Regions from separate parts of the Homo sapiens genome. Here region 2 is linked to region 1. A link is an interaction called in ENCODE POLR2A ChIA-PET data of the cell type or tissue named here. Cell type or tissue: A673. All regions are shown on one strand. Links, peaks and the distances in the headings refer to the core of each region. The heading gives the core; the rest is flanking DNA.

Evidence for each region. ChIA-PET counts read pairs that join two places held together with the same protein. Peaks named below come from ENCODE experiments on the same cell type or tissue, not always from the same donor. Only the 100,000 strongest peaks of a DNase experiment are listed, where the experiment ranks them.
Region 2: POLR2A ChIA-PET joins it to region 1 with 7 read pairs; 3 of 35 experiments call an interaction of 5 or more read pairs at or near these places.

The regions. Positions count from the first base shown.
Region 1 is chr19:18,728,270-18,736,593 of GRCh38, forward strand. All of the region lies in intron 1 of CRTC1 (CREB regulated transcription coactivator 1), which reads left to right. Among named protein-coding and RNA genes, the nearest start is that of CRTC1, 49 kb to the left of the region's middle. In A673, for the core only: a CTCF peak has its summit at 2,803; DNase peaks (open chromatin) are centred at 3,492, 5,202 and 5,882; H3K27ac peaks cover 4,860 bases.
Region 2 is chr19:18,618,010-18,626,333 of GRCh38, forward strand. It overlaps TMEM59L (transmembrane protein 59 like), which reads left to right. Exons shown (of 8, transcript NM_012109.3): 6 at 146-263; 7 at 366-483; 8 at 2,399-3,030. The coding sequence ends at 2,527. Among named protein-coding and RNA genes, the nearest start is that of TMEM59L, 9.3 kb to the left of the region's middle. RefSeq lists an enhancer at 3,629-3,698. In A673, for the core only: no CTCF peak of the experiment used is centred there; no DNase peak of the experiment used is centred there.

The DNA.
Region 1 (8,324 bases), core at 131-8,130:
CCCCTTATGTTACTAGGTGAAGAATTGTACATTAGCCTCATTTGAAACTTTATTTCCAGGCCTCTTCAGCTTCAATCGCTGCCCAGGATGCATTGTGGGTAAGCAAAACCAGGACAATGGGCTTGGGCTTAAAAGTATCAGAGATCCCGATTTCATTCATTCCTGACACCAAGTCACTTGAAAAAGCAGTCGTAACATCACAGAGCAGCTCCGGGGAAGTTCTCCGTGCCTTATCCTCTTTTTTTAATTTTTTTGGAGATGGAGTTTCCCTCTTGTGGCCCAGGCTGGGGTGCAATAGTGCGATCTTGGCTCAGTAACCTCTGCCTCCTGGTTTCAAGTGACTCTCCCGCCTCAGCCTCCTGAGTAGCTGGGATTACAGGCATGTGCCACGACACCTAACTAATTTTGTATTTTTAGTAGAGACGGAGTTTCATCATGTTGGCCAGGCTGGTCTAGAACTCCTGACCTCAAGTGATCTGCCCACCTTGACTTCCCAAAGACCTCCCAAAGTTCTGGGATTACAGGTGTGAGCCACCTCACCTGGCCTTTTTTTTTTTTTTTGAGACAGAGTCTTGCTCTGTCGCCCAGGCTGGAGTGCAGTAGCACGATCTCAGCTCACTGCATCCTCTACCTCCCGAGTTCAAGTGATTCTCCTGCCTCAGCCTCCCAAGTACCTGGCATTACAGGTGCCTGCCATCATGTCTGGCTAATTCTTGTATTTTTAGTAGAGACAGGGTTCCACCATGTTGGCCAGGCTGGTCTCGAACTCCTGACCTCAGGTGATCCACCTCCCTTGGCCTCCCAAAGTGCTGGGATTACAGGCGTGAGCCACCGCACCTGCCCGCCTTGTTTTCTTTAGAAGTTGGTTCAGGCTGGCCGGGCGCGGTGGCTCACGCCTGTAATCCCAGCACTTTGGGAGGCCGAGGTGGGCGGATCACGAGGTCAGGAGATCGAGACCATCCTGGCTAACGTGGTAAAACCCTGTCTCTACTAAAAATACAAAAAAATTAGCCGGGCGTGGCGGCGGGCACCTGTAGTCCCAGCTACTCAGGGGGCTGAGGTGGGAGAATGGCGTGAACCCGAGAGGCGGAGCTTGCAGTGAGCTGAGATCGCGCCACTGCACTCTAGCCTGGGCAACAGAGCGAGACTCCGTCTCAAAAAAAAAAAAAGAAAAAAAAAAAGAAGTTGGTTCAGGCTGGGTGTGGTGGCTCATGTCTGTAATCCTAGCACTGTGGGAGGCCGAGTCAGGAGGATCATTGGAGCTCCGGAGTTTGAGACCAGCCTGGGCAACATAGGGAGACCGCGTCTCTACTAAAAATAAATTGGCTAAGCGTGTTGGCCTGCCGCTGTAGTCCCAGCTACTGGGGAAGTTGAGGTGACAGGATTGCTTGAGCCTGGAAGGTTGAGGCTGCAGTGAGCCATGATTACACCACTGCACTCCAGTCTGGGTGACACAGCAAGACCCCATCTTTAAAAGAATAATAATAATAATAATAAGTTGGTTCAGTTTCATTTGCTTGGAAGCCCCTTCAGTTCCCAGCCCCGCAGCCCTGTGGCCTCCCCCAGAGGTGGTGTCCACACTCCTTATCCTCGTTCTTGGCCCTGCTGGAGCCTGTGGCAGATTCCTGGGGTTGCCTGTGAAACCAGGAGCTGTGACTCCTGCCTGGGCCTCAGTGATTATGGTGGGGTCACGCACTGGGTGCCAGGGTCTGCCACACCCCACCCAGGGGCCACTGCCCAGCAGCAAGTGCACTTAGCCATGCAGCTCCCCACACAGATCGAGGTGGGATGGTGCTGGGTGCCAGCCATCCTGTGCTTATGTCCTGTCCAAGGCCGGCCGTGGCTTCTGATGGCTTACCCTGGGAAGGTGGCCTGCACCTTCAGCTGGCCCTGCTGGTGGCGTTGGTGGGGATGGGCTCTCCTGAGGGCCTCAGCAGCCCTTACGAGGTAAGGGCTTTTTGCCGTGTGTAGATCCCACGAAGCACATCACCAGCTCCTCACTCAGGGTCCCTCCTGCCTCCCCTGGATCTGCTGGGGCATGTCCCAGGCAGGGGGCGCCTGGTGAACACCGAGCCCCCCTGCTTCACACGCTACCTGGTGCAGCCCCTGGACTTTGGGGTGGAGTCGGGGTCACATTCACAGGGCCTTCCGGGTAGGCCTGTCTTCAGGATGGGCCCTTCTCCCAGTGTACTGGGGCCCCCCTACGCCCTACAGCCCTGCCGTGGAGTCACCGGCTGGGTGTTCGCCGCTCCTTGTGCTGTCCTGGTTTGGGCTTCATCTGCACCCTCCCCGTCCCTCTGCAGTGACTACCATGAGAGCTGGCCTGGCCTGGTCTCTGCTCCCTGTGTCCAGCCTCCACTCCCACCCCTGCAGTTCCTGCTGCCCGACCCGCTGCCTACCTCATCCTTCATCCCGGACGGTTCCTGTAACCACCCCTCCCAACTCCCTAGTCTCAGGATCCCTGCCCCCTCTGGGCCCTTATTGACCCTACTCTTCAGCCAGTGGTGTCCCCCTTGGTCCCCCTACTCCTGGGGACCAGCCCAGAAGCCACCAGTGGCCCCCCTGGCTGTCTCCTCCTGGTGTGCCCCGAGTCGTGGCCTTAGTTGAGTCCCATGTCCAGAGGGAGCTTGGAGAGGGAAGGGCTTGTCCCAGGCCCTCCACAGTTCCGGGGCTGAGTATCCTTCCCTCCCTCCCTCCTTCCCTCCTTCCCTCCTTCCCTTTTTTAAGAGACAGTGTCTCGCTGTCACCCAGGTTGGAGTGCAGTGAGTGGTACAATCTTGGCTCACAGCACCCTCCACCTCCTGGACTCAAACAGTACTGCCTCTGCCTCCCGTGTTGCTGGGACTACAGGTGTGTGCCAATGTGCTCAGCCTGGGCTAATTTTCTTAGGCTGCCATAGCAAAGCACCATGAATCAGGTGGCTTAAGACAATAGAAATGTCTTGTCTCTCATCTCTGAAGGCCAGAAGCCTAAGATCAAGGAGTCAGCGTGGCTGGTTCCTCCTGAGGCCATGAGGGAGAGCCAGTCTCAGGCCCCTTTCCAGCTCCTGGTGGCCCAGCGATCCTCGGCAGGCTCTTGACTTGTAGACGCGGCACCCCGATCTCTGCCTTTATTGCCGCTTGGCCCACTTTCCTCAGTGTCTCTGTCCTCCCCTCTCATGGGGGCACCAGTCATTGGATGCAGGGACCTCCTTAATTCCAGGATGATCTCATTTCAAGATCCCGCACTAATTACATCTGCAGAAACTCTCTCTTTTCAAATAAGGTCACGTTCCGAGGTTTTGGTGGACATGAGTTTCAGGGGAGCTGTGAGTCCATCTAACACAGGACCCGATTCATCCTGGGCTGCCTGGCCTTGAACTCTGGGCTGCTCCTGCTACCTTGTGCTGCCTCCAGCTGGACAGCAGGCCCCCCGCTAGCCCCCTTGCGTCCCCAGCCCGTGAACCCCACCGAGCAGGCACGTTGCTTATCTTCGGGAGACTCATTCCAGAAACACCGCCCACAGCTTCCTGCTCGTCACACCTCGGCTGCCTGGCTGCCCCGGGGGGTGGGGGGAAGGCACTGCTGGTCACCTTTGTACCACAGACACTTGGCCCTTTAGGGCTAGCGCACACTGGAGCCCGACCCAGGAACCCCCTCTCCTCACCCACCCTGCACCCCGGGGGCTCCTGCAGGGAGAGTCCTGGGCTCCGTGGGCTTCACCTGGGTTTGGCTGCCTGTGGTTGCCCCCTGATGACTTGGGATGTGGGGCGATTCTGGGCTGCCCAGTTTCAGATACACCTGTCTATGGACAGTTCCTGTAATTCCTGGGGGTGATGCTGGGCCCCCAGGGGCAGGGCATGTTGGCCTGCAGAAAGACACAGGCAGGCGGCTTATTTGTGAGCAGGTGCCACAGACTGAATTCTGTCTCCCACAAACTCACAAGTTGAAGCCTTCACCCCCAGCGAGGCTGTATTTGGAGGTGGGGCTGTTAGGAGGTAGTTAAGGTTAAATCAAGCCATAAAGGGGGGGTCCCGATCTCTAGGATTGGAGGCCTTGTAAGAAGAAGAAGAGAGATCTCTAAGCACACACAGCTGGGAGAGGCCATTCGAGGACTCAGAAGGTTGGCCCCCCAGGGCCAGGAAAGGCGCTGTACCTGGAACCTGGTCTGGGTACTGCTGGGCCCTGATCTTGGACTTCCAGCCTCCAGAAGGAAGGCATTCTGTCCAGAGGAAGACATTTCTGTCATTTAAGCTGCTTGGTCTTTGGTATTTTATCATGGCAGCCTGGGCTGCTAAGACAGAGGATTATTTTGGATGCAGGGATTGGGGGTCTGGCAGGGCTTCCTGGGGAGGTAGTGCTTGAACTGAGTCCCAGATGATGAATGGGAACTGTTGTGGAAGGTTCCAGACAAGGGCTTCGTGGGTGCAGAGCCCAGCAGCAAAAGGCAGAGGAGGGCCTTGAGTGCCACCAGTGGGGAGTTGGGGTTTGCCTCTGGGGGAAGGAAAAGAGAGCTTTAAACCTGGGGATACTCCAGAAGCCTTTCAGAATAACTACAGGAGGCCGGGTGTGGTGGCTCACACCTGTAATTCCAGCACTTTGGGAGGCCAGGCAGGAGGATCACTTGAGGCCAGGAGTTCAAGACCAGCCTGGGCAACATAGGAAGACCCCATCTCTGAAAATAAAAAACTTAGTTGAGCGTGGTGGCGGGCACCTATAGTCCCAACTACTCGGGAGGCTGAGGCAGGAGGATCATTTGAATCCAGAAGATGGAGGCTGCAGTGAGCTGTGTTCACTCCACTGCACTCCAGCCTGGGCAATAGGGCAAGACCTGTCTCTTAAAAAAAAAAAAAATGATGACAAGAGACAGCCCTCCCGGCTGGGGAAAGAGCCTGGATTGTAACTGAGGCCCCTCCTGTCTTCCCTTAGTGCCTCAATTTACCAGCTTGCAAAATAAGGGTACAGCTGTGTCTCCCTGCTCTTAGGACTGCTGCAAGGCCCCACACAGGGTGGGCGCTTGGCCAGCTGGCAGGGCTGGAGTCTCTTTTGTGGGGAGGGAGGCCCCTGTGAGCCAGCTGTGTGCGCTCAGCCCCCGAGGGACCCTTCACACGTCCCAGCCGCCACCTACAAGAGAAACAAAACGTGCTCACGGCAGACCCTCTGTTCAGCTGGGTCTGGAAATTTGGCAGCAGCAACCATGCCTGATAAAAGGCATTCCGAGGCAGGCCTGGTGTTTGTATATGTGGTTCTGTATTTACATGAGTGGAGGGAGCAAGGAGGCAGCAGGGGAGTGTCTCCAGGGCCCAGGAGACTCAGCCTGGAATCCACGTGCCCCTGATGCTCTCATCATCATTCCCTATCGCTTCCCAAGCTCGGCAGATGTTTACTGAGGAACTCTGGTGGACCAGCCATGCAGCGAGGGGTCAGCTCAGCTCTTCTCATCAGGTCCTCAGTAAACGTGGGGACCCACGGCATGGAGGGACTGAGGCAAAAACAAAGTTGACAGCCAGAATGAACTCAGAATGGGCCAAAGACCTAAATGCAAGAGCTAGAAGTGTAAAACTCCTGTAAGAAAACAGAGGGGCTGGCTGGGCGCGGTGGCTCCTGCCTGTAATCCCAGCACTTTGGGAGGCCAAGGATCACTTGAGGTCAAGAGTTCAAGACCAGCCTGGCCAACATGGTGAAACCCCATCTCTACTAAAAATACAAAAATTCGCCGGGCATGGTGGCGCGTGCCTGTAATCCCAGCTACTTGGGAGGCTGAGAATCACTTGACCCCGGCAGGTGGAGGTTGCAGTGAGTCAAGATCGCGCCACTCCACTGCAGCCTGGGTGACAAGAGTGAGACTCCGTCTCAAAAAAAAAAAGTCCAGAACAGATAAATCCACAGAGACAGGAAACGGATTAGTGGCTGCCAGGGGCTGGGGGAGGGGAATGGGGAGTGACTGCTGATGGGGATGGGGTTTCTTTATGGAGTGATTGAAATGTTCTAGAACCAGACAGAGGTGATGGTTGACAGTGTACTAAATGCCTCTGAATCATTCACTTTCAAACAAGATCATGGTAAATTTTTTATGTGGATTTTATTGCAGCTTTTTTGAAAGTATATTTTTCATGTAAAAGATTAAAAAAAAATAGAAAGAAACAGGCCACAGAGAGAAACCAATGGTGGGCCGGGCACAGTGGCTTACACCTGTCATCCCAGCACTTTGGGGGCCAAGGCAGGAGGATTGCTTGAGGCCAGCCTGGACAACATGGGGGACCCTGTCTCTACAGAAAGAAAAAAAAAAAAAAGGCCATGGTGGTGCACACCACTACTCCCAGCTACTTAGGAGGCTGAGATGGGAGGATTGTTTGAGCCCAGGAGGCTGCAGTGAGCCCTGATCGTGCCGCTGTACTCCAGCCTGGGCCACAGACAAAGACCCTGTCGCAAATAAAAGAAAGAAAGAAAACAGATGCGGGACGTCAGTCTCAGGCTGTGGCCTTGCTGCTCCAAGCTGTGTTCCCACACACACAGTTTCCAGAGGTGGGCAGTGGCAACACCCTGGGGAGGGTCCGTCAGGGCTGGCAGCTCCTGCTACACAGCAGGTGATCCCCTCAGTCACTAGCCTCTCCTGTTCCCCTGGGACCCAGTGCCTGGAGGTGGGCAGCAGCTCCCACATTCCCTGTGTACCCTGCGGCCATTACCCAGCCCCGGCCTCTGGGAGAATGAATCGGTCAGGGGATGCTGGGCATGCATCCCTTACCCCTATGGCGAGGCGTCCGGGCAGAAAATCCTCCCCCACAACACGCACAGGTGATGGCGACGGGCTTCTGAGCAAAATGCGTGAGATCTGGGGCTCTTTGCTGGGCCCTTGGAGGAGCACAGGAGGAGGCTTGAGGGTCAGACATGGGAAGTTCTATGTCCACAAGTCAGGGGCAGAAGGCTTTGCTGCAGCCTCCGACATCACTTGGAGCTTTGGGGGTACCTGTCAGAGACTTGGATGCCCCAGGGCTGGGCAGAGGCCTGAGGGCTCTTGTCCCTGTCTCCCTTCTCACACTGGCATCAGCCCCTCCTGGCATTGGGGATGCCATCCCTGCTGGTGCATCTGGTTAAAAGCTGGCCTGGAGGGTGTTCACCTCCTTTGTTCTGCTTGATCCAGGGCAGTGACAAGGGGACCCCCCGGGGAGCGGGGGATCCTGAGCATGGCACTGGATCGAGGCGCACGCCAGCTCCTGCAGGCCTCGTTTTGAAGCCGAGGTCTCAACTGCAGGGAGCAGATGGCGTGTCCCCTGGGAGTGCTGGGGTGGGGGCGGTGACAGGGCTGTGGGGCCGGCTCTGGGCAGCATGGGCAGGTGCGGCCTCACAGTAGAGGCCTGGAGCCCTTAGGGGAAGAGTCCTGCTCTGGCTGTTGATGGTAAGTGGCTCCAGAAGCTTCCGTTCCCTCGATGACCGTATTTCACCCCTGGTGGCCCATCTCAGACCCTATGAGCTCCCAGTCCTGGGCCTTGGCACCTGCTGTTCCTCCTCCCCTGCAAGGCTCCCCAGTGCTGTGTCTCTGCCAGTCCACGGCCGCACAGTGGCTCAGGCTGAAGCTCCCACAGTCACCACTTGCCTGGAGATCTAATGCTTGCTGCCCGCTCTGGGCTGTGGGCTCGTGTGAGCAGTGCCCATCTGGCTGGCTGGCTGCCATGTCCACTGAACCTAGAACCATGCCCAGTGCTGGGCAGACTCTTGCCTTGAGTCTGGCAGGGGAGGTGGGGACACTGCCGTGGTGGGGCGGGAGCTGGGCTGGCTGAGCGGGTGGGTGCCTGAGCCTTGGTTGGTTTTCAGCTGTTGACCCAGCTGGGCTTCACGCCAGCAGCAGGGGTTCCAGCCAGCGTGGACATGGGAGGATGAAGGCTCTTGCCCTGTGGGGGTGTCCTTCAAGTCGGCACACATCCCCGCCTGCGGCTGCTGGGACGCTTGGAGATCCCTCCAAGGCCCAGGCCTCCTGCCTTCATTCCAGGGTCCCTCTGCCTTCATCAGCCTTCCCAGAACTCCATCTTGGGAAGCCCCGAGTTATGGGGCTGCAGGGTCAAGGGGTGCGAATCCCCGGGGTCCTGGTCAGCTCCCAGGATCCAGGATCCAGGTACATCCTGTGCATTCGCTGGGCTGGAGAAAGTGTTCGCTCCCCACCTTCCTCTTGTAGGGCCATGCCTCAGGCTGAGGTGCCTGCTGCCTCTGCTCTCAGGCAGTCTCTGTGCTTTCTTGAGCCTCAGTTTCCCCATCTGGACTGTCAGGGGAGGGGCTGTGCAGAGGGCGGCCCCTTGGAGGAGGCTCAGTGCTGGGCAGCGGTGGGCCCAGGGGGAAGAGCCTTCTGGTACA
Region 2 (8,324 bases), core at 16-8,015, 110 kb before region 1:
CAGCATTCTGTGGTCCATCTCCCAGGGCTCTGATCTCCATTCCAGGACTCTATGCCCCAGGTCCTGACCTCCTCCCTCCTGGTCATGGTTATTGTGGCCTCTTAGCAAAGACCTGGTGGTCGCTGAGTGGCAGCTGATCTCTCAGACCCTGTAGGCCCCCTGGACAAGGTGAGGAAGGCCAAGATCCGAGTCAAGACCAGCAGCAAGGCCAAGGTGGAGTCTGAAGAGCCACAGGACAATGACTTCCTCAGTTGCATGTCCCGGTGGGTGGCAGGACCTTGGGGGTGGGAGGGGGGTGGGACTGGAGGTACGGGTCTCCCTGGTCCCGGCCTGGGCAGCTGAGTGGTGCCTGCCGGGCGGGGCAGGCGCTCGGGTCTGCCTCGCTGGATCCTGGCCTGCTGCCTCTTCCTCTCCGTGCTGGTGATGCTGTGGCTGAGCTGCTCCACCCTGGTGACCGCGCCTGGCCAGCACCTCAAGTTCCAGGTGGGTGGGATCTGTGAATGGCGCTGGGCCGAGGGAGGGGGTGAAGGCAGAGAGAGCTGTTTGCTGGTCCTGGATTTGGCCACCTGCTCCCATGGAGGCCAGGACCTCAGACATTTTTTTCTTTTTTCATGTATATACATATATATACATATACGTGTGTGTGTGTGTGTGTGTGTGTGTGTATATATATATATATAATATATATATATATATTTTTTTTGAGATGGAGTCTTGCTCTGTCACCTGGGCTGGAGTGCAATGGCACCATCTCGGCTCACTGCAACCTCCACCTCCTGGGTTCAAGCAATTCTCCTGCCTCAGCCTCCGAAGTAGCTGGGACTATGGGCGCGGGCCACCACACCCAGCTAATTTTTGTATTTTTAGTAGAGACGGTGTTTCACCATGTTGGCCAGGCTGGTCTTGAACTCCTGACCTCAGGTGATCCATCCGCCTCTGCCTCCCAAAGTGCTGGGATTACAGGCGTGACCCACCGCGCCCGGCCTATATATATATTTTTGAGACAGGATCTCACTCTTTCACCCAGGATGGAGTGCAGTGGCATGATCACAGCTCACTGCAGCCTCGGCCTCCCTGGCTCAAGCAATCCTCCTGCCTCAGCCTCCTGAGTAGCTGGGACCACAGTCACGTGCCACCATGCCCCGCTAATTTTTGTATTTTTTGTAGAGATGGGGACTATGTTGCCCAGGCTGGTCTTGAACTCCTGGGCTCAAGTGATCCACCTGCCTTGCCCTCCCAGAATACCGGGATTACAGGCATGAGCCACCTCACCCAGCCAGGACCTCACACTTGCTGCATGACTTGGGCCAGTTTCTTCACTGCCCTTTGAATTGGTGGGAAGAAAATCCACTCTTAGTTGGGGCGACATGAAGTCAGAGGTGGCCACACTTCTGTGGTGTTGGCCTCACCTCTATCATGCCCAGGTGTGTTGGTGACACCTCTGTGGTGCCCAGAGCCTGGGCAACATAGTGAAACCTTGTCACTACAAATCATTTAAAAATTAGCTAGATGTGGCTGGGCATGGTGGCCCATGCCTGTAATCCCAGCACTTTGGGAGGCCGAGGTGGGCGGATCACGAGGTCAAGAGATTGAGACCATCCTGGCTAACAAGGTGAAACCCCATCTCTACTAAAAATACAAAAAATTAGCTGGGCGTGGTGGCAGGTGCCTGTAGTCCCAGCTACTCGGGAGGCTGAGGCAGGAGAATGGCGTGAACCCAGGAGGAGGAGCTTGCAGTGAGCCGAGATCGCGCCACTGCACTCCAGCCTGGGTGACAGAGCGAGACTCCATCTCAAAAAAAAAAAAAAGAAAAAAAAAATTAGCTAGACGTGGAGGTGCATGTTTATGATCCCAGCTACTTAGGAAGCTGAGGTGGGAGGATCACTTGAGCCTGAGAGTTCGAAGCTGCAGTGAGCTGTGATGGCACCACTATACTCCAGCCTGGACAACAGAGAAGACCCCATCACACACACACACACACACACACACACACACACACACACACACACACAAAAGTCCAGGTGTGGTGGCTCACACCTGTAATTCCAGCACTTTGGGAGGCTGAGGTGGGCAGATCACTTCAGGAGTTCGAGACCAGCCTAGCCAACATAGTGAAACCCCATATCTACTAATAATACAAAAATTAGCTGGGCGTGGTGGCGTGCACCTGTAGTCCCAGCTACTTGGGAGGCTGAGAAAGGAGAATCGCTTGAACCTAGGAGGCGGAGGTTGCAGTGAGCTGAGATGGCGCCACTGCACTCCAGCCTGGGTGACAGAGAGAGACTCTCTCAAAAAAAGAAAAAAAATAAAACAATCAGAGGTGGGAAGGAGACAGTCAGGGTTGGGGGCTCGGCCTCTCCCCGTCCCTCCACTTCCCTCCTCCCCTCTCTTCCTGCAGCCTCTGACCCTGGAGCAGCACAAGGGCTTCATGATGGAGCCCGATTGGCCCCTGTACCCGCCGCCGTCCCACGCCTGTGAGGACAGCCTACCACCCTACAAGCTGAAGCTGGACCTGACCAAGCTGTAGGCCTCCACTGGCCCCATCACTGCCAACTGCAGGGGGCCCCTCGGGCCTCACTTGCCCTGAGCCCAGGAGTCCAAGGGCAGGGTGGGTCCAGCCTTGAGCCCCTCCACCCCCAAATCCTTCCTCTCCTCCCAGTCCCACCCCTTGCCCCACGGAGTCCTGGGGACGCAGTGCCCCAGCTGGGAAGAGGGCGGGATCGGGCACTGGTTCCTCCTTGTCCCCGCTTTCTTGGGGGCTTGCTACTTTTTGTCTTCTATTGTGTGGCTTTCTGAGTATTTGAACCCCAGTCCTGTGTCACCTTCCTTTTTCCTTCTATGTCCCCTCTCTGCGGGGGGGGCGCTGAGGCTGAGGGGGAGCTGCGTCTTGCTAGGGCTTCCCCCTTCTCCCCATCCCGGTCTCCAGAGACCCAGCTTCTGAGAGACAGGGTGTGGGCATCTCCATGCCCCTATAAAGCGTGCCTGGGGCTTGTCTGGGGCTGGGGAGGAATAAACCATGTATATAAAAGAGTTTCAGGCTGAGCCTGCTTCTGTTCGGTTGTCTGTCTGCCCTTGGGGTGTGGCCCACGCATGGCTATGACCCCTGCCGAGCAGGATCTTTCTGACATGGGAAAGCCCTGGAAACCCAGGTGGCACCAGGCACTGAAAGTAGCTGCCTCTCAGAAGGACACTCCCTCTGGTCTAACCCAGGTCACACTCCCAGCTACAGATGTCCCTGGAAAACTGACTCGAGGCCAGGCGCAGCAGCTCATGCCTGTAATCCCAGCACTTTAGGAGACTGAGGCAGGAGATTCACTGGAGCCCAGAAGTTCCAGACCGGCCTGGGGCAACATAGCAAGGCCCCATCTCTACAAAATACACACACACACACACACACACACACACACACACATATATATATATAATTAACTGGGTGTGGTGGCTTGAGCCTGTGGTCCCAGCTACTCGGGAGGCTGAGGTGGGAGGATTGCTTGAGGCGGGGAGGTGGAGGCTGCAGTGAGCTATGATTGCACCACTGAACTCCAGCCTGGGTGACAGAGCATGACTCTGTCTCAAAAAAAAAAAAAAAAAAAAGTGGCTTGTGCCACCCATCTGACTGGGGCAGTTCAGCGTCCCTTCCTGTGCCTGATGTCCCTGTTATGAAGGGACAAATTGCATCTTGAAGAGGACTTGATTTTGTAGCCACCTGGCTTCCGGTCTACTTTTTCTTTTTCTTTTTTGAGACAGAGTCTCGCTCTGTCGCCCAGGCTGGAGTGCAGTGGTGCGGTCTCAGCTCACTGCAAACTCCGCCTCCCAGGTTCCAGTGATTCTCTTGCCTCAGCCTCCAAGTAGGTGGGATTATAGGCGCGTGCCACCATGCGCGGCTACTTTTTGTATTTTCAGTAGAGACGCAGTTTCACCATGTTGGCCAGGCTGGTCTTGAACTCCTGACCTTAAATAATCTGCCCACCTCAGCCTCCCAAAGTGCTGGGATTACAGGCATGAGCCTCTGCACCCAGCCAGCTTTATTTATTTATTTTTTAAAAAATGAGATAGGCTCGGCCGGGCACAGTGGCTCATGCCTGTAATCCTAGCACTTTGGGAGGCCGAGGCGGGCAGATCACGAGGTCAGGAGATTGAGACCATTCTGGGTAACATGGTGAAACCCTGTCTCTACTAAAAATACAAAAAAAAATTAGCTGGGCATGGTGGTGGGCGCCTGTAGTCCCAGCTACTCAGGAGGCTAAGGCAGGAGAACGGCGTGAACCTGGGAGGCAAAGCTTGCAGTGAGCAGAGATCACGCCACTGCCCTGCAGCCTGGGCGACAGAGCGAGACTCTGTCTCAAAAACAAAACAAAACAAAACAAAAAATGAGACAGGGTCTTACGCTGTCACCGAGGCTGGAGTGCAGTGGTGTGATCACAGCTCACTGCAGCCTCCACCTCCCAGGCTCAAGCCATCCTCCCATCTCAGCCTCTTGACTGCAGGAAGGGAGCCACGCCCTTCCGTTCCTGTCTGTTCTGCAGACTCCTCCAGATTCTTCTTGTAACTCCGCTTTGAGATTCAGTTGACTTGAGTTGGTTTCTGTTGCTCGAAACCAGAGATTCCTGACTGATACAGGGCCTCATCCCCTGGGCAGAGCTCAGGATCAGGAGCATGATGGCCCCAGCCTACAGGCAATGGGGTGGAGAGTCCCAGGAATTCCAGGCTGATGGAGTGACAGTGGGTCTGCAGGTTGGGGCAGAAAATTAAATGATGCCTCCTGGGGCTGTGTGTAAGACTCTCCACCCTTCACTCTACCCTGGATCCTGGAAGGTTGATCCACTTGGACCCTCTTCTTTCCACTGGAGTCAGTCAGAGGGACCACTGGCAGGAGATGAGAGGAGGGAGGAGTCAAGGTCTTTCCTGGTGTCCTTCCCAGCATCCCCTGACTCAAGACCACAACTCGACCAAGCAGCCTCCCCTGGAGATCTTCAAGAGCTCTGGAGGGGCGGGGCGCAGTGACTCATGCCTGTAATCCCAGTACTTTAGGAGGCAGAGGAGGGTGGATCAACTGAAGTCAGGGGTTCAAGACCAGCCTGGCCAACGTGGCGAAATTCCCGTCTCTACAAAAATACAAAAATTAGCTAGGCATGGTGGCGCACTCCTATAATCCCAGCTACTCGGGAGGCTGAGGCAGGAGAATCACTTGAACCCTGGAGGCAGAGGTTGCAGTGAGCCAAGACTGCACCATTGCACTCCAGCCTGGACAACAAGGGCGAAACTCTGTCTCAAAAAAAAAAAAAAAAAAGAAAAAAAAGGGCCCCTTGGCCGGGTGTGGTGGCTCATGCCTGTAATCCCAGGACTTTGGAAGTCTGAGGCGGGAGGATCACTTGAGTGTAGGAGTTTGAGACAAATCTGGGGAATATAGCAAGATTCATCTCTACAAGAAATTTAAAAATTTAGCCAGACCTGGTGGTGGGCACCAGTAATCTCAGCTGCTGAGCTGAAGCTGAGGTGGAGGGATCACTTGAGCCCAGGAAGACAAGGCTGCAGTGAGCCATGATTGCACTAATGCACTCCAGCGTGGCTGAGAAGAGTGAGACCATTTCCAAAAAAATAAATAGATAAATCAAAATAAAAGGCTGGGCTCGGTGGCTCATGCTTGTAATCCCAGCAATTTGGGAGGGTGAGGCGGAAGGATTACTTGATGCCAGGAGCTTGAGACCAGCCTGGCCAACATGGTGAAACCCCGTTCCTACTAAAAATACAAAAAATTAGCTGGGCGTGGTGGCCCATGTCTGTAATCCCGGATATTTGGGAGGCTAAGGCATGAGAATCCTTCAACCTGGGAGGCGGAGGTTGGAGTGAGCCGAGATCATGCTACTACACTGCAGCCTGGGCGAAAGAGTGAGGCACTGTCTCAAATAATAGCAATAATAGCCCGGGCACGGTAGCTCCCACCTGTAATCCCAGCACTTTGGGAAGCTGAGGCGGGTGGATTGCCTGAGCTCAGGAGTTCACAACCAACCTGGGCAACATGGTGAAACCCTGTCTCTACTGAAATACAAAAAATTTGCCAGGCGTGGCAGTGTGTGCCTGTAGACCCAGCTACTTACTCAGGAGGCTGAGGCAGGAGAATTGCTTGAACCCAGGAGGCAAAGGTTGCAGTGAGCTGGGATCATGCACTGCACTCCTGCCTGGGAGACAGAGCAAGACTCTGTCTCAAATAAATAAATACAATAATAATAATTGTTCCTTTAGGCCAGGCAGGGTGGCTCACATCTGTAATCCCAGCTCTTCGATAGGCCCAGGTGGGAGGATCGCTTGAGCCCAGGAGTTCAATGTTACAGTGAGTTATGATCATGCCTAGGTGACAGAGTGGGACTGTGGTTCAAAAAATACATGTATAGCCCATTTATGTATGTATGTATGTATGTATGTATGTATGTATGTATGTATGTATGTATTTTGAGACGGAGTCTCGCTCTGTTGCCCAGGCTGGAGTGCAGTGGTACGATCTTGGCTCACTGCAACCTCCATCCCCTCGGTTCAAGTGATTCTTCGACCTCAGCCTACTGAGTAGCTGGGATTACAGGTGCATACCACCACGCCCGGCTAATTTTTGTATTTTTATTAGAGCCAGGCTTTCACCATGTTGGCCAGGCTGGTCTTGAACTCCTGACTTCAGGTAATCCGTTAGCCTCGGCCTCCCAACCACTTTATTTATTAATCTATTTTGAGACAGAGTCCCACTTTGTCGCTTAGGCTGGAGTGCAGTGGCGAGATCTGGGCTCACTGCAACGTCTACCTCCCAGGTTTAAGTGATTCTCCTGCCTCAGCCTCCCAAGTAGCTGGGATTACAGGTGCAAGCCACCATACCTGGCTAATTTTTGTATTTTTACTAGAGACGGGGTTTTGCCATGTTGGCCAGGCCGGTCTCGAACTCCTGACCTCAAGTGATCCGCCTGGTACCATGACCATCAGGATTCAACCCAGATGTAATATGGGCCCCAGGGAGTATCATTCTGGGCCCTGTGTGGGGTTTCAGGAAAACCTCTAGGAATGTTGCCCAGAAATAAGACATGGGCAGAGGTGAGAAGAGAATGACAGCCAGCCGTTCTCTTTGGTAGAACTTTCTTTGATGATAGAAACGTTATGTCTGCACTACTCCCAGCCACCTGGAAGTTACTGAGCACTTCCAACATGGCTAGTGTAACTGACAAATTGTGTTTCTTATTTTGTTTAGTTTGAGTTGATGTACATGTAAGATTTTTCCGGCTGGGCACGGTGGTTCACAGCTATAATCCCAGCACTTTGGGAGGCTGAGGCAGGAGGATCACTTGAGCCCAAGAGTTCAAGACCAGCCTGGGCAACATGGTGAGGCACCTGTCTTCTTTTTTTGAGACTGAGTCTCACACTGTCGCCCAGGCTGGTGGGCAGTGGCGCGATCTCAGCTCACACCAACCTTCGCTTCCCAGGTTCAAGCGATTCTCTTGCCTCAGCCTTCCGAGTAGCTGGGAGCTGGGATTACAGTCACTTGCCACCACGCCCAGCTAATTTTTGTATTGTTTTATTAGAGATGGGGTTCCGCCATGTTGACTAGGCTGGTCTTGAACTCCTGACATCCGGTGATCTGCCCACCTCGGCCTCCCAAAGTGCTGGGATTACAGCGTGAGCCACTGCACCCAGCTGAGGCACCCGTCTTTATTTAAAAAAAAAAAAGAAATTGACCAGTTGTGGGGGCATGTGCCTCTAGTCCCAGCTACTAAGGTGGCTGAGGTGGGAGGATTGCTTGAGACTAGGAGTTTGACACTAGCTCGGGCAACATAGCAAGACCCTTTCTCTAAAACAATTTTTTAGGCCAGATGCAGGCAACAAAGTGAAGCCCTGTCTCTACAAAAAATATACGTATATACAAAATTAGCCAGGTATTATGGCGGCTGCCTGTAGTCCCAGCTACTCCCAGATACTTGGAAGGTTAAGGAGGAAGGATTGCTTGAGCCTGGGGAGGTTGAGGCTGCAGTGAGCTGTGACTGCACCACCGCATACCAGCCTGGGTGACAGAGTAAGATCCTGTCTCTGACATGACATCATGCCTGGCTAATTTTTTAATTTTTTTTTGAGACAGAGTCTCTCTGTTGCCCAGGCTGGAGTGCAGTGGCACGATCTCGGCTCACTGCAACCTCTGCCTCCTGGTGTCAAGCAATTCTTCTGTCCCAGCCTCCCGAGTATCTGGGATTACACCACGCCAGGCTAATTTTTGTATTTTGTTAGTAGACATGGGATTCTGCCATGTTGGCTAGGCTGGTCTTGAACTCCTGAACTCAGGTGATCCACTAGCC